3 separate regions of the Homo sapiens genome follow, and all the other regions are linked to region 2. A link is a loop called in an ENCODE intact Hi-C map of the cell type or tissue named here. Cell type or tissue: A673. All regions are shown on one strand. Region 1 overlaps LINC01441 (long intergenic non-protein coding RNA 1441). Region 2 holds the start of MC3R (melanocortin 3 receptor). Region 3 has its middle 61 kb from the start of MC3R.

Region 1 (8,000 bases), 830 kb before region 2:
AACAGTGAGATCACATGGACACAGGAAGGGGAATATCACACTCTGGGGACTGTGGTGGGGTGGGGGGAGGGGGGAGGGATAGCATTGGGAGATATACCTAATGCTAGATGACGAGTTAGTGGGTGCAGTGCACCAGCATGGCACATGTATACATATGTAACCTGCACAATGTGCACATGTACCCTAAAACTTAAAGTATAATAAAAAAACAAACAAAAAAAACAAACAAACAAAACAAAACAAAACAAAACAAAAGTTCAAAACCAATTCAATGGAAGAAGGAGAGCCTTTTCAATATATGATGCTGAGCTAATTGGATATCAACAAGTGAAAAATGAGCTCAGACTTAAGTCACATACTTTACAAAAATTAAAATCACAGGCTTAAATGTACAACCTGAAACTATACAGTTTGTAGAAAAATAGAACATTTTCAACATCTAGAGTTTTCAACATCTAGAGTTAGGCAAAAAGGCTATATAGACTTGATACTAAAAGCAGTTTATGAAAGGAAAAAATTGATAATAGGACCTCAACAAAATTAAATACTCTTGTTCTGCAAAATTCTATCCTAAGAGAATGGAAAGACAAGCTAAAGACCACGATAAAATATCTGCAAGTCACATCTGACAAATGATGGGGATGTTCAAAACTGAATGTTCAAAACTTAGCATTAAAAAAAATCTTAGAAAATGGACCAAAAACCACAGTGATGCATTTTACCAGAGAATATACAAATGAGAAATAAACACATAAAATTTGCTTTTATTAAGAAAATAGAAATTAAAAACACAATGTGATAAATTATACACAGTGATTAATTATTATTTTACAGTGATGAAACCCAATACTGGCAAAGATGCAGAGAAACTAGATCACTCATATATTGCTAGTGGAATTTCTTAAATAACAGAATATGAAACCACCATATGAGCAGTAATTGCATGTCTGAACAGTTATCCCAGAGAAAATAAAACATGATCAGATCAGAACCTGTACATAATGCTTATAGTAGCTTTATTCATGATAGTCCCCAATAAAAGATAACCCAGATGTTCTTCAACAGGTGAATGGTTGAACAAACTGGTGGATCCCTTATATATTACTCATCAATAAATAGAAATGGGCTTCTGATACACGCAACCACCTGCATGAATCTCTAGAGAAATATGTGGAGTGAAAAATGACAGTTCTAAAAGCCTATATACTGTATGATTCCATTTGCATGGCATTCTAGAAAGTACATAATTATATAAATAGATAGCAGATTAGTGGTTGCCACGAGTTATGAAGGGTTATATTTGTGGGAGGAAAGTGGATGTGGTTATAAAACAGCCGTATTGTGGTGATAGAATTGTTCCGTATCTTGACTGTATCAATGTCAATATTCTGGTTATGATAATGATGACCTACAGATCTGCAATATGTTACCAAAGGGGAAACTGGGTAAATGTTACAGGGGAAATATCCCTATTATTCTTCACAACTCTGCAAATCTATACTTACGAGAAATAAAAAAGTTTGATTAGACCACTATACTATCTTGAATCTTAACACATTGTGCAAATAAATTAATTCAAACCAACTGATATTTATTGACTTTATTAGCTATATTGTTAGTTGCTGCCAGGGGCCTAATGATATATGTGAGGATCTGACTGCTACAAAATTATTTGTCTACCATACAAAGCATGGAAGACCCATTGCCTTGAGTCAATAACAAGCTGAAAAACTTGTCCTTAGTCCCAATTGTAGCATTTACCTCACTAGCAGAAGAATTAACATGGGCATGTACTTTTAAGATTTTTGGGTGCTTCCAGATTACTCTTGATCACATGGAAGTGACCTTTTCCAACTTTCCCCAAGCTGGACTAATTACAGCCATTTGTCGCTTAATGATGGGGATACATTCTAAGAAATGTGTCATGTTGTTAGGCAATTTTATCCTTGTTTGAATCTCATAGTGTGTATTTACAGAAAGAAACCTAGATTAATGGCCTACTGCACACCTAGGCTATATGGTATATGGCCTATTGCTCCTAGGATACAAACCTGTACAGCATGTTACTGTATTGAATACTGTAGGCAATTGTTACACAATGGTATTTGTGTGTCTAGACATTAAAAAGGTATAGTAAAAGCAATATTATAATCATATATATGTACATATATATGCATGTGTGTATGTATTTTCTAGTTGATTTATTCCTTATATGTAAACTTTAGCTTCTTTTTGTTAAGAAATAGTCTTAAGTGATAAATAGCAGAGACCCATCTGGGGTCAGAGTGACTGGTTGAGATCCTGATTAAGCTACTCACTAGTCATGTGACATTGGACAGGTCACTTAACCTCCCTTTTTCTTTCCACATCTGATAAATGAGAATAAAAATAAGCACTATCTCTGAGGATTGATAGAAGAATCAAATGAAGTAGTATTATAAAGCACACAGAACACTGTTCTAAACAGGTGTTAAATAAATTCACAATTTGGCCTTGGATAATTTCTTCTGACTCTGTGAAATGAAAGTCAGTGAAATAAATACACTCTCACTTTTTCATAACTTCTAGTCCAACAAATATACTTACAGATTTATATGCTTAGCTGCAAAATGATCATAAACAATTTGAGTACTTTTATAAGGGAAAAATGAGGTTAAAATAATAACTCCTGTAAAACACATGATGTGAATGCTTCAATGTGTCAAAATGCTGTTTTTCATTTAAACATTTAGATAATTTTTTTCTAATTTCCATCCACATGTGTCAGAATGAAACCTCACAGGCTATATTTTACTAAAATTATTTTGTAGGTGTCAAGAATGTGGACGCTTGAATTCAATCTATCTACTGAAGATTATCTGTTTGCCAGCAGCCCCACCTTGCACCACTTTTAGAATCAGTGAACTCTCTGGGGGATATTTTTTTAAAAATTAACTGATGTATTTAATTAGAGAAACAGAATAAAGATATTTTTCAAAAATAATGCATACAATTACTCAAAATTCTAGACATGACATTTGTGCTGTTGATTTGCTGAACAGCACAGTTGATAATCAGAAAATTTGGACCCCCTCGCTGTCGACTTAGAACAATGTCGTTTCTTAGGGTGACAGCAGAATGGATGCTTAAAGATAATAAATTCATTCATCTTACCTTCCTCACATTTCAAGTGAATAATGAAATGTGAGTAAGTGACTCAAAAAGATAAACTTAAACTCACCACCAGATGTCTCCACTTTGTAAGGCAATTAACCAAACAAAAAAGAGGTGATTCAAAGGGAGGGTTGATTTAAGGCAGTGTTCTTGTGTGCAGTGATTTGTTCCCCCTGGCATATCGGGTACTACCGTCTTTCAGTGGGTAGAAGCCAGTGTTGCCTGTAAATATTCTACAATGAACAGAACAGCCCTCCGTAACAAAGAACCATCTAACCCAGAACATCAAAACATTTTTTATGTGAGATTATAAAAGATTATAAGAAAAAACAGGTATGAAACTAAACCCTGTTTTCTCCCAGCACCCTCTAGATATCTCTATTATATGCCCAATAACATAACATTCTTTATTAATGTAATATCATTTCCGTTTTACTTGAGTGTCATCCTCACCAGGTGATGATGTCTTATTGAGAACCTGACCAAGGTCATTTCTATCTCTGTATGCCTACTGCTTCCTAGAGTGTGTGGCATGTGGTACACACTCCATAGCTTGTCAAATGAATGATTTCATGAATTAATCATAATAAGGTATAGACTATAAGTGGAGCAAGAATAAACTCTACATTGAAGAAAGATGTGTTTCAGAATCTGTCAATCCCAAGTGTAATGGAAGCTGGTGGCATTAGCAAGCAGCCAGGGCCTAGTGGTAACAGGTGGTGTAGGTTGTTAGAAGGAAAACGGAGACGTTAGCAAAATTTTGAAGGAGGATGCCAGGCAAGAACATTATACACAATTGAGTTGTTCGGAATTCCTTCTTGAAAAAACTAAAACTTTTATTTAGATTAAAATATAAAATTGCTGGATGGTACTTGGCAATACCATCCAGCCATTTCATATTTTAATCTAAATAAAAAACTTCAAACAGGATTGTCAAAAGAACTGATTGATGGTCAACACTAAATGTATATCTGTGTGTATTGATTCAAATGTAAATACCAAATTAATAATAACTATAAAATTTGGAGTAGGTAAAATAATAAAACTGAAAAAGTAAAAATACTGTAATGAATAATAAGTTAGAAGGTTTCAGAGGAAATTAAAAGAAGTGTTAGATTTCTTTTTTTTTTTTTTTTTTTTTTTTGAGACGGAGTCTCGCTCTGTCGCCCAGGCCGGACTGCGGACTGCAGTGGCGCCATCTCGGCTCACTGCAAGCTCCGCTTCCCGGGTTCACGCCATTCTCCTGCCTCAGCCTCCCCAGTAGCTGGGACTACAGGCGCCCGCCACCGCGCCCGGCTAATTTTTTGTATTTTTAGTAGAGACGGGGTTTCACCTTGTTAGCCAGGATGGTCTCAATCTCCTGACCTCATGATCCACCCGCCTCGGCCTCCCAAAGTGCTGGGATTACAGGTAGATTTCTTAACTATGCAGTTGAATATATCACAGCTGTAAAATTGTAGGTTAAAATAACTACAAATTCTTAGTGTCATTTACAATTTTTTTTCTAAATTTTGGGGAGATGAGAGAAACTATATTTTGGAGGGTAGAATCATTTATTTTCATTTAAATAACTATATTTATATTGAGTATTATTCTGTTAAATTTGACAAAATATTCAATATTTTGTATTTTAAAATCATCCAAAACATAACATTTCCCTGGAGCTTTTCTTTTTTTTTCTTCCAATCATCACCCACTAACCCATTCAACCACCTATCCATGTAGGTTTATAGGAAGATACTTGGAATGCTGTTTGTGCCATGTTACTTATGCTATTTTTGCGTGGTTGAATTTGGAGCTATTTTTAAATTTTATATTTTCGTTTTTTCACAGACTATTTATTTATAATGAGCATTATTGATTTAGAGAAAACAATGTACTACACATCTTTGTTTTAAACTTTTTTTTTAATTTACTCAGTCTACTGATTCAAATGTTGATCTCTTCTGAAAATACCCTCATGGGCACACCCAGAAATAATATTTGATAAGCCATCTTGGCATTCCTTAGCTTAGTCAAACTGACATAAAATCAACTATTACAAGTGCTTAATTATGAGTAGTAGCAGTGTAAATAATATCTTTTCTTGTATTCTGTCATACTTTTTATTTTAAAAAGTTACATTTTCCATGAGGAGAAAACATTTAGTAGTTCATTCTGCAGAATCTATGTAGAAAGGACTTCTATCATTCCTTCAGAAGACAACTGCTAGAACAGAAAAAAAATTGAGGAAACACAGAACACAGACCTTCATTTCTGCTTCTCTTTTCTTTGGCTGAATCCCAAACAGCTAAGCCCAGTAATATTGGCTTGGACAACCAGATGTTCTCTTTCACTTGTACTCTCTCTTTGACTTCTGGGCTAAGTGGTAACTTTGTGGAGTCTTAAGAGAAGTATGGAGTTGGGGGAAAATTACTTAGAAACAAAATCAAAGGAAGCCACAAAAGTAAAAACCGCATCTGTCATAAAGGAATGTAACAAAGCTTGCAAACTCTGGAATGATGAAGAGGCAGCAGGCTTTGTGCTGAGTTCAGTCATTTCTCTCAGCTATTAAATATTGTCAAGTATCTGTGCTCCTTCTTGACTCTAAATGAAGCTTCCTTCACTCCCTTTAGATTCATTTATTATGCAGTGAGACATTTTTTTTTTCTTTGGAAGAAGGGACTAATATACTTGCACAGGCCAGCTTTTGTTTATTTGTCTGCACCAACAAACTTGCAAAATCGTCCTCTTGAAAAGGTAAAATCACCTATGCATAAATTTCACCTGGAAAATTACTGCTTGTTACAAATGTGAAATACATAGACTGTCTAAGGCAAAGCTACTGAAAGCTTCATTCTTAAGGACATCAACTTACGCTGAGTATAAAATAATACTGGAGAAATTTGCCAAGTTTAATTGGGAATTTTAAAAAATCAAATCACCTCTAAATAATTATATAAGGTATGAGTTAACTGGATACTTGGAGAATCCTCTTCTTCACTGAAAGAGATGAGATCCTATGACTCTAAGCTTAAAACCCTTCACTGGATGCTGATGGCACCTGGTTCCTAAGGAGGCCATTGCAGGTCCAAAGTGAGGTGAGGAAACGAAGGAGAATGGAAGGGGGTTTCCATGAAGCTAGATTTTTTCCCAATCTAATATATTTATGGTTTGCCAAATAATGCTGTCCTCCTCCCTGCCAACACACACACCAAGTACCCACTTCTTAATCCCCAGAACCTGAGCTCGATTACTGTGTTATCTTCCATGGCAAAGGGACTTTGCAGATGGGATTAAGTTAAAGCCATGGAGGCAGGGAATTTATCTTGGATTATTCAAATGGGGCTACATGAATCCTTTAAAGTGGAGAACATCTCTCAGTTTTCGTCAGAGAAAGGGATGTGATTATGGAAAGGGGATCAGAGTGATCTGATGTGAAAGGGACTTATCTATCCCATCCTTGCTGGCTTCCCATGGAGGAAGGCACCATGAACCATGGTATAAGAGCAGCCTCTGCAAGCCGGAAAAGGCAAGAAACAAAGTTCCTCCTAGAGCTTTCAGAATGGAGTGCAGCCCTGTCGACACCTTGGTTTTAGCTGAGGGAGACCCATGTCCGAACTGTGATCACAAATACTGTACGATAATAAAGTTGTGCTACTTTAAACCATGAAGTTTGTGGTAATTTGTTATGGCAGCAACAGAAAACTAATACAATATTTTTATTGTTTTTTGTTTGGGCGGTGGTGTTATTTCTAGTTTATTTCTTCCTTGCCAAAATGAAATATAATTATCCTGTGTTAATCCCCTAATCTGAATTCTCCACTCCTTCTGCCTTACATGTACCTCTTCCTCCTTTCTTCCCTTTCTTCTTTTTTAAAAATTGTGTTATGAAATTTAACTGTTGACACATAGAATAAACTCCCTGGTTCTTGTCCATGACGCATTCTATGTATGGCTCTTCTAATCCGGTCCCTCCTTCCAGTTGCATGCCCACCCCCAACTCTTTAACCTCTAATACGGTAAATCTCAGACTTCCCAGTGATCACAATTCCTCTGGTACTTGTGAAGATGCACACGCCCACTTCCCACCATGCACCTGCTGAATCAGCATCTCCCAGAGAGGGATCTGAAAATCTATGTATTTAGCAAGGCATATAGTCATTTGTTAATTATGAGAAACACCATTTTATTAGCAGCACCAAACCTAATATCCCCTGTATGTGCTATGCCCTCCCCACAACCCATTCATGCCTCTAATCAGGTTTCCTTCTGCTAGAATTCCCTCACTCCTCTCCTTCTTCCCATTCTGGTTCCTTCCCTGACTTTACCAGGCCATCTTCTCTTCCTAATTGATGTTATTTGATCCGGATTCTCACTTCCTGTGAGTCCCCTAGCTGACCCTCTATCTTCAAATCATGTAGAGCATTCACATAAATGATGATGGCTGCATTTACCATATTGTCCTGTAATCATCTGTTTGTCAGTCTTTCTTCATCAGCAAGATTGTGTCCTTGGATGCAGGGATTGTGCCTTGCTCATTTTTCTCCTCTAAGGCCCAGCAGGTGCTGAAGATGTATTAGATGCTAAGCAAGTGCTTTCAAGAGGAATGAGTGAAAGAATGGTCACAGGAATGAATTAAATACTAAAGGCATCACATAATGAGCTAATTCTCTACTTTCTCTTTTTTAAGCACCATGCTCCTTTCAGTTAATAGCCTAAGGGGATTCAATTTAGAGAGCCTGTCACAAATGTCCATATGAGAAAGGAAATCTGGTGTGTGGGGTTTCTGGGTTAGAAAGAAAGAAGTCATGCTATGCCAACTTTACCTTCAAAATGTATTTCACTTATTACTAAACACTTCTCAC
Region 2 (8,000 bases):
TCAGTTCATAGACAGAAACTCATACCAACAGGCTTTTTTTTTATTTTAGTAAGAACTGCCAAATGGTGAAACTATTCACAAACACTAGAAATGCATGAGAGTGTCCTCCCGATATTCTTACCTGAATTTTGCATCTTTTTATCTCTTGTCAATCTAGCTGGGAAAACGATATTAAAATCTCATTTTGACTGGCATTTCCCCAACTTCCTAGATGGCTTCACATCTTTTCATGTTTATTAACCATTTGCATCTTCTCTTCAGTAAATTATTATTTATATCCTTTGCCCAATTTTCTTAGGGGTAATTTATCTTTTTCTAGTTAATGTGAAAGTAGTCTTTGTATGTAAGAGATAGTAACTTTACCTATAGCAAATATTTTCATTCTGTTTTTCTTTTAACTTAGTTCAGGGTGTTTTTCCATACTAAATTTTGGATTGCTCATCTTGCTTAAGATCTTTCCACCCCAAGGATCCTAAGTTTTCTTCTATTTCCATATGCATATTTTTAATATTTCTCACACCTACACACACATACATAGTTACATGGAGAGATGGATCATTAATTCACCTAGAATGTGCGTGTGTGTGTGTGTGTGTGTGTGTGTGTGTGTGTGTAGGGATGAGAAGACTCAGTGTTTTCTGAGTTCATATGATCTACATGGGGAATCAGATCTAACATGGACCAAGTGTTAAACCATACTTCCAAGAACAACACTACATTAGTAGGCCACCTGCTAACTTCTGCCTTTCACATTTTCCAGCTTAAAACATCTCCATCCTCCCCATTATGTAAGAAAGAAGTACAGGTGTTTCTGACTGCTCCCTCTCCCATGATCCCATAACCCATCAGTTCTGAAGCTGCATTATCCAACCTTCTGAATCTCTCTGACCACCCTCCAAGTCTTCCAAGTCCCCATGGCCACTCCCTTGCTCCAGGCCACCATCATCTCACCCTGGGTCTTTGCAACACCCTCTGCCCCGGACTCCCTGGCCTACATGCTCAGTCTGTCTAATTCATTCTCCACCCTGCAACCAGGAATATTTCTAAAATGCAGACCCCATCTCATTCCTGCCCTACCTATGTTTCTTCCACAGTCCCCATTGCTGTCAAGGTACTGTCCAAATTCTCACATCTGGCTGAGGCTGTCCTTCAGGATTCAGGCACCTCTCAACTTTTTAAGAAACTGTGCAGCCTCATTTCTCAGATTGTGTCTCCTATTTCCATGCTCTGACCAGAGCAGACTACTTTCAGCACTTTCAAAAGCCCAAGATTCTTTTTCAGTGGAGCTCAACTGTGACTATGCCCCAGCTCACCTGTCAAAAATTGCAAACACACTTGTTCAGGTCTTACACCTGGGTGATTCTGACTCCGCGGGTCAAATGGGATCTCCACATCCACAATCTGTGATGACTTCTATGGCCAGGGTGCTCTCTGCCTCCAGGCTGCAGACGTGTGATTCCCTCTGCCTGGAGTCCTCTTCTACCTCCTCCAGCTCCAGCCCCCACCCCACCACCCACCCCAAACTGGATATGACCTCTTCCTCCTTGAAGTCAAAGCATAGGTGCTCCTTCCTCCAGGAACTTTGACAGTCCGGGTTAGGGCTCTTCCTCTTTGCATCCCTGGTTTCCTGGACTTTCCTGATTCAAGCATTTATTGATTCCTCTTCTTCCACCCCAGACTCTGAGTTCGGGGAAGCCTGAGATAGTGGCTGTTGTCTTGCTCACCACTGTATTTCCTGCACTCAGCAGAGACCTGACACATAGTAGGCGCTCAATAAATGTTTGCTAAACAACAACAACAAATGAATGAACTAACAAATAAACAAACAAATGAACAGATGAGTGGATGCCTGTGGCAGTTTCCATGACAAACACAAAGGGCTAAGCCAAGCCAGCAAGCAGACAGCCGTGCGGCCTGCAGAGGGCACTAGTCTGCTTCTTAATCTCCCTGCAGAATCCTCAGGGCCAGGTACCTGCTGTCAGTCAGAGAGGTGCCCGATGCTCAGTGGTCATTCTGCTGCGCTGAAGATTAAGTAGGAGTTGTTTGCCCTTGGCCAATATGAAAAACCTGAGTGTTCTCCCTTCACTTCTAGCGACAAGTAACACATCCCCTGTCTTGCCATGAAAAGAGCTGTAACTGTAGCAGCCGGTGGCAGGTTTTCTGTTCCCAGGTGGGGAAGTGAGGAGAGACAAACAGAGGGGTGAGAGGGAGACAGAAGGAAGACAGCTGGTAAGAGACCCTATGGTGTATTTTTTCTATGTAAACAAGATAAAAACTGCTCCTCCTGGAACAGCAAAGTTCTCCCTATGTCTCCAAGCTACAAACTTGCATGCTAGCTACTAACTAGCTACTCTCCCTCTCTCTCTCTCTTCCCCCTTCGCTCTTTCTCTCTGTGTGTATGTCTCTCTCTCTCTCTGTCTCTTCCTCCACCCTCTCTCACTATCTGTCTCTCTACCCTCCCCATCCTTTTATTCTAGAGGAGAATAAACTCTAAGGCCAGATTGAATGAGCATCCAAAAGACGTATCTGGAGGGAGATTTTGTCTTTCCTGTGAGCAGCAGCAGCTTCCTACGGACCCTGCTGGAGCCCCAGCTCGGATCAGCCCTTCTGACAGCAATGAATGCTTCGTGCTGCCTGCCCTCTGTTCAGCCAACACTGCCTAATGGCTCGGAGCACCTCCAAGCCCCTTTCTTCAGCAACCAGAGCAGCAGCGCCTTCTGTGAGCAGGTCTTCATCAAGCCCGAGGTTTTCCTGTCTCTGGGCATCGTCAGTCTGCTGGAAAACATCCTGGTTATCCTGGCCGTGGTCAGGAACGGCAACCTGCACTCCCCGATGTACTTCTTTCTCTGCAGCCTGGCGGTGGCCGACATGCTGGTAAGTGTGTCCAATGCCCTGGAGACCATCATGATCGCCATCGTCCACAGCGACTACCTGACCTTCGAGGACCAGTTTATCCAGCACATGGACAACATCTTCGACTCCATGATCTGCATCTCCCTGGTGGCCTCCATCTGCAACCTCCTGGCCATCGCCGTCGACAGGTACGTCACCATCTTTTACGCGCTCCGCTACCACAGCATCATGACCGTGAGGAAGGCCCTCACCTTGATCGTGGCCATCTGGGTCTGCTGCGGCGTCTGTGGCGTGGTGTTCATCGTCTACTCGGAGAGCAAAATGGTCATTGTGTGCCTCATCACCATGTTCTTCGCCATGATGCTCCTCATGGGCACCCTCTACGTGCACATGTTCCTCTTTGCGCGGCTGCACGTCAAGCGCATAGCAGCACTGCCACCTGCCGACGGGGTGGCCCCACAGCAACACTCATGCATGAAGGGGGCAGTCACCATCACCATTCTCCTGGGCGTGTTCATCTTCTGCTGGGCCCCCTTCTTCCTCCACCTGGTCCTCATCATCACCTGCCCCACCAACCCCTACTGCATCTGCTACACTGCCCACTTCAACACCTACCTGGTCCTCATCATGTGCAACTCCGTCATCGACCCACTCATCTACGCTTTCCGGAGCCTGGAATTGCGCAACACCTTTAGGGAGATTCTCTGTGGCTGCAACGGCATGAACTTGGGATAGGATGCAGGGCCATGGAAATGATCATCAGTCGGGTCACTTTTGACTTTCCATCCACGTGAGGTGTTTAGAAAGAAAAATATATATACTTAGAAAATATAAAAATGTGTTAACAGCCATGATTGTACTTGTCGTTTGTTTTTAAGTTTACAAAGCCTTTTAAAGGGGAAAATTGGTGAACAACAGATTCTCTGAAAGGATTCCAAGATGGGTAAGTCACAAACTCTGATTTCCCAAATAGTCACTGGGAGAAATCAGCGAAGGCTTCTCTGCATGCTCTCTGCACTCATTTCCAAACACCCAGGGTGTGCGACGCCTGTCTGCTCATCTGCTCCACACCCACGTCTTCATGCTCCAGGCCAGACCAGACTGAAGGATTCTCATGAACAATAAGGGTGGTTCAGATCTCTTGCAAGCAAACCTGTTACAGCTACGACCTCCTGCTGCCAGCTACACGGAGAGATAGCTTTGCACTTATAACTCCGTAGGAGACTGAGTTCTACTCTATTATTCTATTTACAGTTAGACAATTGTCTCTTTGTGAAAGGAGCAATGCTATGCCGTTTTCCCCTTTTCTTACCCCCATATCCCTTCAGTTGTCCCCACCCCCAAAGGTAGCATGAGGATGTAACCCACTTCTATTTTTCTGTTGTTGTGTTGGTGTGTGTTGTTGTTTTGTTTTTATGGATTAAATCTAAGACAACCTTCAAAACTCTAACGAAAGAGAGAAAGTGCTTTGGACAATCAGAATATACTTGTGTACGTGTATTTTGATACCTTGCTATTTTAAGGTATAGATTAATCTTTTTAAAATAACTTCTTTTTTTCTATCATTTACTTTTAGCCTTTAAAACAAGAAAGGAAATCATGGGTTGGGGTACATGTATATACGTGTGTGTGTGTGTGTGTGTGTGTGTGTGTGTGTGTGTGTATCACAAGAAATTGCTTTACTGTAGCTTAAGATAGTTTGAGAAACCGTAGAACCACTGTGTGACTTTCTTGGGAGCCCTTGTTTTTGCTTATAGTAATTGCATCTCTATCACAGGACTTCTTCAATATTATCTATGAAAGAGAAAGTTTTTTTGTTCTTTTCCCTTTTTGCTTGGCATTGTGTTAAAGTTGAGTGACCCTGTTATCAATGTCTATATCCTATCAAGTACAGGAATTCATTCCTGGGAGCAAAGGGTGAGACTGGCTGACTAGTGCTCGCATTGTCAGATCCTTTTCTGCCCAAGATAACTTCAATTTGTGCTTTCTGGCTGTCCCCATATCTCCCCCTGTCACAAATTCTTATATTAAGCTGTGTCTTGGGGTGCAATTGTGTGTTTATCTTGCACTAGCATATACTGGGGTTCTTTAATACTTGAAGATTTTCTGCTAATATAAGCAAAACCATTCCTTTCTTGCTTTGGTTATGATGTTTGGAAATAATAAAAAGCTTTTATGGCTGCTAAACGTGTGTTACATTGAAATACACCCTGGAATCATTCTGGTGACTCCTGCACACGGCCATGGTATGTTTCACTGCAATTCAGTGATGACTTTGTAAGTGGCATAAACAGCTCCATTGATCACAGTGCTAGTCTTTTCTAGGGCAATGCCTTTTAGCCAAACTACAAAACTCTCCCATTTAGTTTCCAAAAATACCAGGTTTGTGGTTCCCGGGCCACTGTCGTTCTCCATTATTTTAATCAAGACACTAAATTACAGGACTTTCCATGGCCGCTCAGTGGGTAAATGTAGAGAATGGGGAATCTAATTACTTGAAAGTGATATGAATAGCTATAGGGATTATGTCTTTTTTCTATGTAAACAAGATAAAAATAACTTACTTTTCACTCTTATATCAGTTTTCACACTATTTCATTTTATCCCATTAGCAAACCTCTAAAATAGGTGAGTCATTTTACAAATGAAGAAATTTAGCCTTGGAGGGGTGATATGGTTGTCCAGGAGCACCCACCTAGTTAGGGTCATGGTATATTCTGCATCCTGGGGCTGATGTCCTTTTGCACCAATATGCTGCTGCCAGCAGGTTTTCATCATCAAAACTAGTCCCCCTCTCCTCCCTGTATGTTTTAGCTTGCAGGGGCACTTCCAAACTGGAAGGCCCACGAGCATCACCTGGGATCCTGTGCAAGTGCAGAATCTGATTCGGCAGGTCCAAGGTAGGGACTAAGAGTCTGCATTTCTAACTCCGACAAGCTCCTCGGGGACGTGGCTGCTGGTTGGGGGTCCCCATCTTAAAGAGCAAGGGCATAGAGGATTTTCAAATGAGTATTATGCGAAGTAAAAGTACTCTTCTGCCTAGAATGCTGACCCCACGCCAGGGACTGTGCTAAGCACTTCACAGGCATTTGCTCCTTGTGATAACCCTACCAGGTAGATACCATGGTTATCCTGATTTTGCAGATGAGCTATGTGAAACTCGGAGAGGTTAAGGAGCTTGTCTATAGGAACTCGGCCAGCAAGTAGAGATAGGGAGATTCAGGCTGGCCAGCCCCCACCCCCAAATCCAACCAGTGTCCTAGCCCCTCTCATGATGACACAGGAACCTTTGAACTGGGACCCAATGACTTGGGAGCCACGTGTCGCCATGCAGAGAGAACTTGATGCATGTTTCTACCACACACAGGTCCAGATGTTCCCAGCAGAGTTTCCAGAGAGATGTCATAAAAATCAAAAGGCACAATTAATTCTTTAACTTGCTATAAATTTTCCAAAGTCTGTGAGTAGCCCTGGGGAGTGCATCAAAGAGGTAAGTTACTAAAGCATCCGTTTCCCTAGTGAACAACCCTGAACGCTGGGGTGCCACTGTCTCCTCCGCGACCACTTTCTCAGATTCTCAAGTGGGAACTCACCAGATGTTTTAAGCGGCAGGACAGTCATGTTTGAAAATGCTTAATTGTTGGAAGTAAAAGCACACCATGATTTTAGCTCATCTGTTAATTCATTTATCGATTTTCACCCCCATCCCCAAGGCAGAATCCCTGCAGTACTTGATTCTCTGAGTCCTGAGAAGTTGTTGCCTGTTGTCCTTATTTAAGATGAACTTTTGAATTTAATTTTGAAATCTTTCTATAGAGGCTGGGTGCTAAAACATACGCTAGCCTCTCTGGCTGAAAACATTTTTTAATTCACGCTCACCTCCACTAAAATCCATTCTCCACATAGCAGCTAGTGCAATTATTTAAAAATATAAATCAGATTATATTACACTTCTGCTCAAAACTCTTCAGTGTCTCCCATTACCTTTTGAATAAAAGCCCAGTTCCTTACCCAGCCCTGCTAAACTCTAGTCATCTGATCTCTTCTGCTAACTCTCCAGCCTCCCCTTACACCATGCCTCTGCCCCGCCCCAAACCAGACTCGCATTTGCCATATGCTCCTCTCTGCCCCAGGGCCTTTGCAACCACTGTTCCCCCTGCCTCGGGTCTCTACCTCAGATCTTCCTGGCACATGCTCCTTCTTATCAGCCTCCAGCCCAAATCCTCAGAGATGCCTTCCCTGACTGCGCTCTCTAAAGGAGGACCTCAGTCACTCACACCATCACTGTTTTATCACAGCTCTTATTACTATTTTATATTTTCTTGTTAATTTATTTGATTAATTCTCATCAATCTCTCTCACCAGAAAGTAGTGCCTAGGAGATAAAAATAGTCAATAAAAATATGTGACTTTATTAACACATTTAAATATGAGCTCAAATCTAACCAAAGAGAATATAGCACACTGGAGATTCTCAAATTTTGGTGACTGTCAGCACCATGTGAAGTTTGAGAAAGACAGCCTGTTCCCTGAATCTCATGATCCAATAGATCAGAGGTCATCTCCAGATATCTGAAAATTTTAAAATCCACAGGTGATTTTCCGAGTTTGGTATACACGGTGTATGATGTACACCAAACTCAGAAAACCACCAAAACCAACAAGTTCTGATTATTATCCTTAAAGAATAACAAAAATCAACACCTCAGGAGCTTACATGTCTGCCCTATCACCCCTTCCTGTCATCCTTTCAGGTCGGGGTGTCACCTACCTTAAATTAATGTTGGATCATCCAAAAACCAAGGCAAATCTAGAAACTTGGAAGAACCAGATAACGAAATGCAGAATACAAGATAAACCCTTCAATCAGAGAACTCAACCTTTCATATCTAAGAGCATTTATTTAGGAGCCAAATCAACAAAAATAATAACAAAAGACATGATATGGTGTTTATTATGTGGCTGATACTTTACTAAGCACCTAGGTATATTAACTTATTTAATCCTCGCCAAAACCCCGTAAGGCAGGCACTTTTACCTCTTGTCCTATAGATAAGGAATCTGTGGATCACAGACGTGAATCATCTTGACTGTCTTGACCGATACTACTCAGCAGGGATGAGGCAGAGCTGAGATGATTGGAAAAT
Region 3 (8,000 bases), 62 kb before region 2:
TTTGAGGTACAACTTCCTAAGACTGGGTAATTGATAAACAATTACCCAGTCTTAGGAGTCTATACCCCAGAATCCTATAGCCCAGAGGCTAAGAAATGGCTGAAGTTTATTCACAGAGTTCTAAGTCTTCCTGATGCAGAGATGGGACCAATCAATTAGGAAGAGAGTGTCATGTGGTGGGTAAGACCATGGGCCTTGGGTCAGTCAGATCTGAATGTGAATTCAGCTCTACCAGTTTGGCACTTAAATAGTCTCTAAATGTCAATGTCATAACCTGTACAATAGGTAACATAACTGTCTATGTCAGAGATATGGGGATCAAATGGGATAATGCAGATACACTACTCAGCACAGAACCACTAAACTTGTTCATGGGTTAAACAATAAATAATAGCTAATGTTACTATACTTTTATCCTGATACCAAATTTTCAAAGCCAGTGGTACTTTTTCAGCTGGAAGATGAAGGCCTAATCAAGATGGAGCCAAGGGCAGGGCCAAGCTGATGTTAGCATCCCAAGCACTTGGAGGTTTCTTCTCACCCAAGACACCAGATACGGATGCCCAGGTAAGAAAGCACTTACTTTGGGGTAACTGTGGGCTGGAGTTACAGAGGGGAGAAAAGCACAGAGTCTGCCAAAGCCAGGGAAGAAAGACCGGGGTGGGGCATGTGGCTTGATGCACTGCACAGAATACCGTACAGGGCACAGACCGATCCCACTTTGAGGCTTGTGCCTTCTCAACACAGAGATCCCCTTCCTTTGTGAGTCCCACCTGGCCACCAATGCATGGAATCTTTCTGAGACTATCAATCAAGTTTCCTTGCCTTTCTCTCACCAAGAGGTGGGTGAGTGACACCGACTACAGCCAAGGAGTCTCTGTTTCTCTCAGCTCTTGAGTCAAATGACCCAACGGCAGAAAACAGAGCCCATAGATCCTGATAAGGCAGAATCCTGAAGCATTGGTCCCTGCTAACTGTACACCCATAGCTGCCTGGGACCCATTCTGTCCAAAACAAAGGTCCTATAGAGTTTCCTTTTATTCTAGGAACACCACACATTATGATTTGGATCTGTGTCCCCACCAAATCTGTTGAATTGTAATCCTTAACGTGGGAGGTGGGGCCTGGTGGGAGATGATTGAATCATAGGGGTGGTTTCTCCTGAATGGTCTAACATTATCCCCCTTGGTACTGTCATCATGATGGTGAGTGTGTTCGCATGGGGTCTGGTTGTTTAAAAGTGTGTAGCACCTCCCACTTCTCTCCTTCTTGCTCCTGTTCCCACAATGTGAAATGCCTCACTCCCCATTTGCCTTCCACCATGATTGTAAGTTTCCTGGGGTCTGCCCAGAAGCCAAGAAGATGACAACATCATGCTTCCTTTACAGCGTGCAAAACTGTGAGCCAATTAAACCTCTTTTCTTTATAAATTACCCAGTCTTAGGTATTTCTTTATAGTAGTGCAAGAATGGATTAATCCACTCCATAACCCTCAGATACCTTCCTACCATGCATAAATTACCCCAGATTGGTCCCCATTGCTTGCAACCCAAGAATTCCAAATGAAACAGTTCTCCTCTCCCCACTGACTCTGCTGCAGGTCCAGGCACCATCAACAGCCTCTTTCCTGCTTCTATTCATGATGCTGGTTATCCGTAGATGACACAGTAAATGGTTTTGAGTGAATGTCTACTAGGCACCAAGCTCTGCGCTCAGCTGTCAGGAGCAGCAGGAAACATGATAGCTGCCCCCCAAAGTCACTGGCACAGGCAATGACCAAACAAAGGGACGCATGCTCAGATGATAGGGTGCTGGGGACATACAGGACAGAATCCCTCCCTTTAAACATGACACCTGGGTGTCATGAGGATCCCATTCTCCAGACTTTCCCCAGTGACTGGGAACATACATCAGGATGCAGCATGTGATTTCAGAAGTGCTATTGGAACAAGTTTTCCCAGCAAGGTGTTTTGCTCCTTTTTCTCAGGTTTTTCCATCAAGAGTCTCTTAAGGCCCCAGCGCGGTGGCTCACGCCTGTAAACCCAGCACTTTGGGAGGCCGAGGCAGGTGGATCACCTGAGGTCAGGAGTTCAAGACCAGCCTGGCCAACATGGTGAAACCCTGTCTCTACTAAAAATACAAATATTAGCCGGGTGCAGTGGCACGTGCCTGTAATCCCACCTATTCAGGAGGCTGAGGCAGGAGAATTGCTTGAGCCCAGGAGGCAGAGGTTGCAGTCAGCCAAGATGGCACCATTGCACTTTAGCCTGAGTGATAGAGCAAGACTCTGTCTACAAAAAAAAAAAAAAAAGTGTCTCTTAAACTACATTTTCATAGGCCTTTTCACTGCAGAGGTAACAAACTCAAATGCCAACTGGGGCCAGCTAGGTATCTTAGTCATTTGACACAGACACATTTTGTATATTAAACACATAGGAATATTTTCCCCTTCAATAAAAGATATGCTCCCTAACACTTGTTTTTTTTTTAAACCTATGTCCTCTTCTTCTACCTTTTGTTTTCAAACTTTTTATGAAGACATAGATAAAGAATGATATCACTTTCCTCTTAATTCTATGAAGAAAATAAATGTAAGTAAAATATTAAAGAATGACGTTGGTCCTCCCTGTTCTAGATACTGTAAGGCATGGTGGGGATTTATGGCAAACTGGAGAGCTCCTGTCCTGAATGAAAGGGAAACTTTAATACCAGCTAGAGCTATGAATTGTATGCAGGAAATCAAGTTCCCAAAAAATCTCTTTTCTGACAGAAACCAGAAATCCAGATTTTTATGCAAACGTATCTGATTTTTAAATGTTGGCAAACAATTCAAAGCTTCATTTTTTTAATGCCATGCAGGCCTACGCTCTGTAGTTTAAACAAACAAGTATGGGCCACATTCTGCCCTTGGGACATGAATTTTCAACCCCTTATGGGTACAGTACTGCCCAGGGTGGCCCCTGGCCTAGTTCTGGCATATTTGTGCAAATAAGATAAAAGTGTTCCTTCCCCCACAGATATTTTACTGCCATTCATCAGAAAAATTGTCCTAACAAATATATTATACAAATCCAAGACACTCATTGTAAGCATGGTGCCCTCTGGAGTTGGACAGTGTGAAACCTATACACCTGTACACAGCAGCCCTGTTTTCATCCTCTTTGAGCTTTTCGGGATAAGCCCCTAAAATCCCACCTACCATCTAATTTTTTATTCTCTAATTATGTTTCTGCTAATATTTGACATTATATTTATACCTGAAAGACAAATTGGAGACTGAATTACATTATCCTATCAGGGCAAGTCCAGTAACTGAGATTAAAGAAGATTCAAGTGGGCTTTTTGGCACAAATCTTAGCCCCTGTCTTCACTTTGCGACACGTGACTCTGTGAGCCACATCTGCCTGCGACAGGATAATCTATGCCAAGTCTTCTGAATCCTTTCACTTTCTAGAAATAGATGGATGTTATTGTTTACAGACGGAATTTCCATTGTATAAAACCACCTTATCCCAGCTATCAATTATTGTCATTATCTGTAACTAGGCAAGTTCCTTACAATGTTTGCTGAAACTATCTCAGATCAGTAATTAACTCCCCAGCCACCAGCTCTTGCCTTTCACATTTTAATGAGGAGCGTGACCATGAAGCCATTAGAATGTGAAAAATGAAAGTTATCACCAGTTATCCTTCTTTGATACAACAGACTCATTTCCTCTCCTCTGCTGATAGAGGATCAACAAATACTTTTTCCATTTTTTTTTAAGTAGGAAGCCTTTAGAGGCCAACCTACTTAGTGTAAAAAGACTACCAGCCACCCCCTGAGGCAGAAAGCACATTGCAGAGATTCAGTTGTTTTTTTCCCTCTGGCAAAATGCCTTGTTAATTAAGAAGCACACCTGCATAATTTAAACACATCGAAGCCGGAGTCTAGCCAAGTGTGCAGCTGACTGTCTCCCCTAATTGCCCACGCTCACCAGCACCCACCCTCATTAATAACGAAAAGGCTGTCCTCTCTCAGGGGTGCTCACCAACAATTCCCAAAGAGTCAGAGAAGTGACTGGGCCAGAAGGTGGCACCAAATCCTGTCTCATTTTGATGTCAGCCAAATGAGAAAGCTCATCTCCTTACGGAAAGGAGATTTTGCAGACAGGAAGGAAGTCTGGAGTGGAGGGTTTGCACGCTGGTTAGACATTAAATGACTTTCCAGACAAATCTGGTTTTCCTTCATGCAGAGGAAACTCCATTAGGAATGTTTCTACATTTAAGAGGAATCCCAGAGCTCAAAAGAAAACTTGGTCAAATATTTGGGGCTGCTCTCAGTAAAACGAATTGATGCCCCTCCAAGGAACGTTTCATAAGCTGGAGTTTACCCTTCCAGTCTGGTCGGCACAGCTCAGAAGCAATGGGAAATGGCAATTAGCACAAGGCAAATAGTGGCGGATGAGACCAAGCCACCAAATGGCCCTTCGAATGCCGTATTCCAATGTGACAGGACAGAATGAGGCAATGGAGTGAGCACCAGACAAGGAGCCAGAGACTTGGGTTCGAGAAGTGGCTCTCCCGTAGGTCATTCCAGAACCTCAAATCATTTCCTGCACAGAAGTTTGCAGTGGAGCAGCCCTGATACGCGACAGGTGAGGGATGACGTTGGCGTGAACGTGGTGAAAAGGAAACGCTTTTACACTGCTGTTGGGAATGTAAATTGCTACAAACACTATGGAAAACCGTATGGCGATTCCTTATTCGATTCAGCAATCCCACTACTGGGTATCTACCCAGAAGAAAAGAAGTCCAATATGAAAAAGACACAGGCACATGCATGTTTATAGCACAATTCACAATTGCAAAGATATGGAACCAACCTAAATGCTCATCGACCAACGAGTGGATAAAGAAAATGTGGTATAGGCCAGGGGCGGTGGCTCACGCCTGTAATCCCAGCACTTTGGGAGGCCGAGGCGGGTGGATCACCTGAGGTCGGGAGTTTGGGACCAGCCTGACCAACATGGAGAAACCCTGTCTCTACTAAAAATACAAAAAAATTAGCCGGGCGTAGTGGCGGGCGCCTGTAGTCCCAGCTACTTGGGAGGCTGAGGCGGGAGAATGGCGTGAACCCGGGAGGCGGAGCTTGCAGTGAGCCGAGATCCCGCCACTGCACTCCAGCCTGGGCGACAGAGCGAGACTCCGTCTCAAAAAAAAAAAAAAAAAAAAAAAAAAATTTGCCGGGCATGGTGGTGCATGCCTATAATCCCAGCTACTTGGGAGACTGAGGTAGAAGAATCACTTGAACCCAGAAGGCAGAGTTTGCGGTGAGCTGAGCTCGTGCCATTGTACTCCAGCCTAGGCAACAAGAGCAAAACTCCATCTCAAAAAAAAAAAAAAAACAGAAAGAAAATGTGGTATGTATACACCATGGAATACTACTCAGCCATAAAACGGAATGGAATAATGGCCTCTGCAGCAACTTGGATGGTGCTGGAGGCCATTATTCTAAGTTAAGTAACTCAAGAGTGAAAAAATAAATATACACATTCTCACTTATAAGTGGGAGCTAAGCTATGAGGATGCAAAAACATAGTGATATAGTGAACTCTGGGGACTCGGGGGGAAGGGTGAGAGAGGGGTGAGAGATAAAAGACTACATACTGGGTACAGTGTGCACTGCTTCAGAGACGGGTACTCCAAAATCCCAGAAGTCACCACTAAAGAAATTATCCATGTAACCAAAAACCACCTGTACCCCCAAAAACTATTGAAATTAAATTTGTTTAAAAGATGTAGCAATATATGTTGGGAAAGAAAAAAAAAGGACAGTGTCAGGGGTCTCCAATGCCTGGGATCAAATCCTATCTCTGATGCGTTTGAGGCAGGTGACTTTGGGCACGTTACCTCATCTTTCTGTACCTCAGTCACCTCTTCAGCATCCTCATGGGGTGGTTGTGAATATTAAATGAGATTATGTCCATAGTGCTGTCAATAAATGGTAATGGTTATTCTTAAGAATGAGCTAAAGGAAAACTAATTGGAAATAAACTTACTGGGGACAGACCTTTATCAGTGGCTGGAGGCCCTGTATCAGGACAAGGGCTAAGTTGGAATTGTTGTCATGACCCCATTAGACCCACATGTTGGAGAGGTCTAGGAAAAATCCGGTCAGTTTACCTAGTGTTGACTATTTACAGATTTACGTTACAATTACATTAAATGTTTATATACATCATCTCATTTACTTTAAACAGAACATCTGTGAGTCAGGAATTTAAGCCTCAGAGAGTTTAAGCAACTTCCCCAAGGTCACACAGTCCCTTTGTAACTTGAATCTACATCTTTTGTAGGCAACAAAAGTAGAAATGGGATTACAGGTGCACACCACCATGCCTGGCTAATTTTTGTATTTTTAGTAGAGACAGGGTTTCACCATGTTGGCCAGGCTGGTCTCAAACTGCTGACATCAGACGATCCACCCACCTCGGCCTCCCAAAGTGCTGGGATTACAGGCATGAGCCACCACACCCAGAAGCTACTCAGGAGGCTGAGGCAGAAGAATCGCTTGAACCCAGGAGGCGAGGTTGCAGTGAACATGAGATCACGCCACTGCACTCCAGCCTGGGTGACAGAGTGAGATTCCTACTCAAAAATAAATAAATAAAAATAAAAATGGAGATTTTGTTATTATAGCATCTAGTATGGGGTCTGGCACATAGAGAAAAAAATAACGAATTGGCTTGGATTGAATCGATGTTTGTAGTAACCTTTTTTGCCACAGAGTAGGAGAGAAGATGATATGTCACAGTGGTGAGCTCCTTCCAGAACCTTCCATGGGAAAACAGAAGCCTTCCAACAGGGGCAAGAAATGCCCAGGAGCCCAGTGCCCAGGATCTGAGTCCAGATGCCTCAGGAGCCCAGCTCCCCCGCTTCTCTGACCCTTACAAAGCAGGAGAGGGGAAGACCAGAGCCCTGCATGGGTTGAGGGGGCACTGGAAGTGTGAGAGCTTGTGCCAGCTGCTAATTTGGAACAAAGGCCAAAGACTGGCTCCCCAGAGCTCCCTACACCAACATGGGCTGGCTTCCACTGGGAAAAATGGAGGTAACCCACATTCGGGCAGAGACGAAACTAAGCGTGCCCCCCAAATTATCCTCTGCTTTCACGTGATTTAAAAGAGATCCAGACATTTCTGTTTTCCCTCAGCAAGACACACACAAGCAGCTGAGAGGTGGGGGCCCTGGAGTCCACCATCACATTGTCAATGTGAAGGCCAAGGTTAACTTGTAACAGAGGTTACAAGTTATGACATATGACAAGTGGATGAACGAGGCATGAATTACACAGGGAAAGCTGAGAACGCTGAAAAAAGGCAGAGCCAGCAGGAGGACGGGAAGGGACCACTGTGCCCTGGGAACCCATGTCACCCTCGACATTTCAACAATGGCTGCTCAAAGACAGAGACCAGCAAGATGGCTCCATCTCAGCCAGAGGTCACGGAAGCCTGTATAGGAGGACAATGCGTGAGCCAGGGACCCCCAGCCCAGGTGGATCCAGGAACTTCCTTGGAAGCCATCTTGAGAAGAAAGGCAGAAGGGAGACCATTTAGAGGACAGCAACAGCCCTAATAAATGGGCTGGGACTTTAAGGTGACTAGACAATCACTCTAAAAGATATTGTTTATCCCGAGTGACCTTCAAAGACATGGTTCAGTTTGATGTGCCATTAGAAATGGAAGCTCTTGGCAAGAGTTGTTCAGTTATTAAAAAGTAGAATTATACTTGTATGTATCTGACAAAGTTTATAAATCTTGCACCTTCTCTTTTGATATTTTTCAAAAATACGTCATAAATTGTAAAAATATCTAATAACTTTCATCAATATCAAAACATGCAAGCCTACGGTATTTTTTTTTTTTTCCACAGACTGTTGGTATCTACAGACCACAGTCAGGGAATCGCTGCTTTGGTCTGCTCTTACAATCTTGGTCTGAGACCTAGTGACCCTGGCTTAA

What was found. Peaks named below come from ENCODE experiments on the same cell type or tissue, not always from the same donor. Only the 100,000 strongest peaks of a DNase experiment are listed, where the experiment ranks them.
Region 1: a loop joins it to region 2, with 2.9 times the contacts of the local background. A loop is called at or near these places in 3 of 110 quality-filtered maps.
Region 3: a loop joins it to region 2, with 2.9 times the contacts of the local background. A loop is called at or near these places in 2 of 110 quality-filtered maps.

What each region holds. Positions count from the first base shown.
Region 1 is chr20:55,412,514-55,420,513 of GRCh38, forward strand. LINC01441 (long intergenic non-protein coding RNA 1441) reads right to left here. Exons shown (of 3, transcript NR_110064.1): 3 at 7,823-8,000. Among named protein-coding and RNA genes, the nearest start is that of LINC01440, 6.5 kb to the right of the region's middle. In A673, a CTCF peak has its summit at 3,241 (motif pointing right); no DNase peak of the experiment used is centred here.
Region 2 is chr20:56,246,228-56,254,227 of GRCh38, forward strand. MC3R (melanocortin 3 receptor) reads left to right here and starts at 2,505. Exons shown (of 1, transcript NM_019888.3): 1 at 2,505-3,588. The coding sequence starts at 2,617. The coding sequence ends at 3,588. RefSeq lists a silencer at 1,906-1,975. In A673, CTCF peaks have their summits at 1,918 (motif pointing right), 3,309 (motif pointing left) and 3,508; a DNase peak (open chromatin) is centred at 3,274; H3K27me3 peaks cover 3,767 bases.
Region 3 is chr20:56,183,949-56,191,948 of GRCh38, forward strand. No RefSeq gene overlaps it. Among named protein-coding and RNA genes, the nearest start is that of MC3R, 61 kb to the right of the region's middle. In A673, a CTCF peak has its summit at 4,055 (motif pointing right); a DNase peak (open chromatin) is centred at 4,093.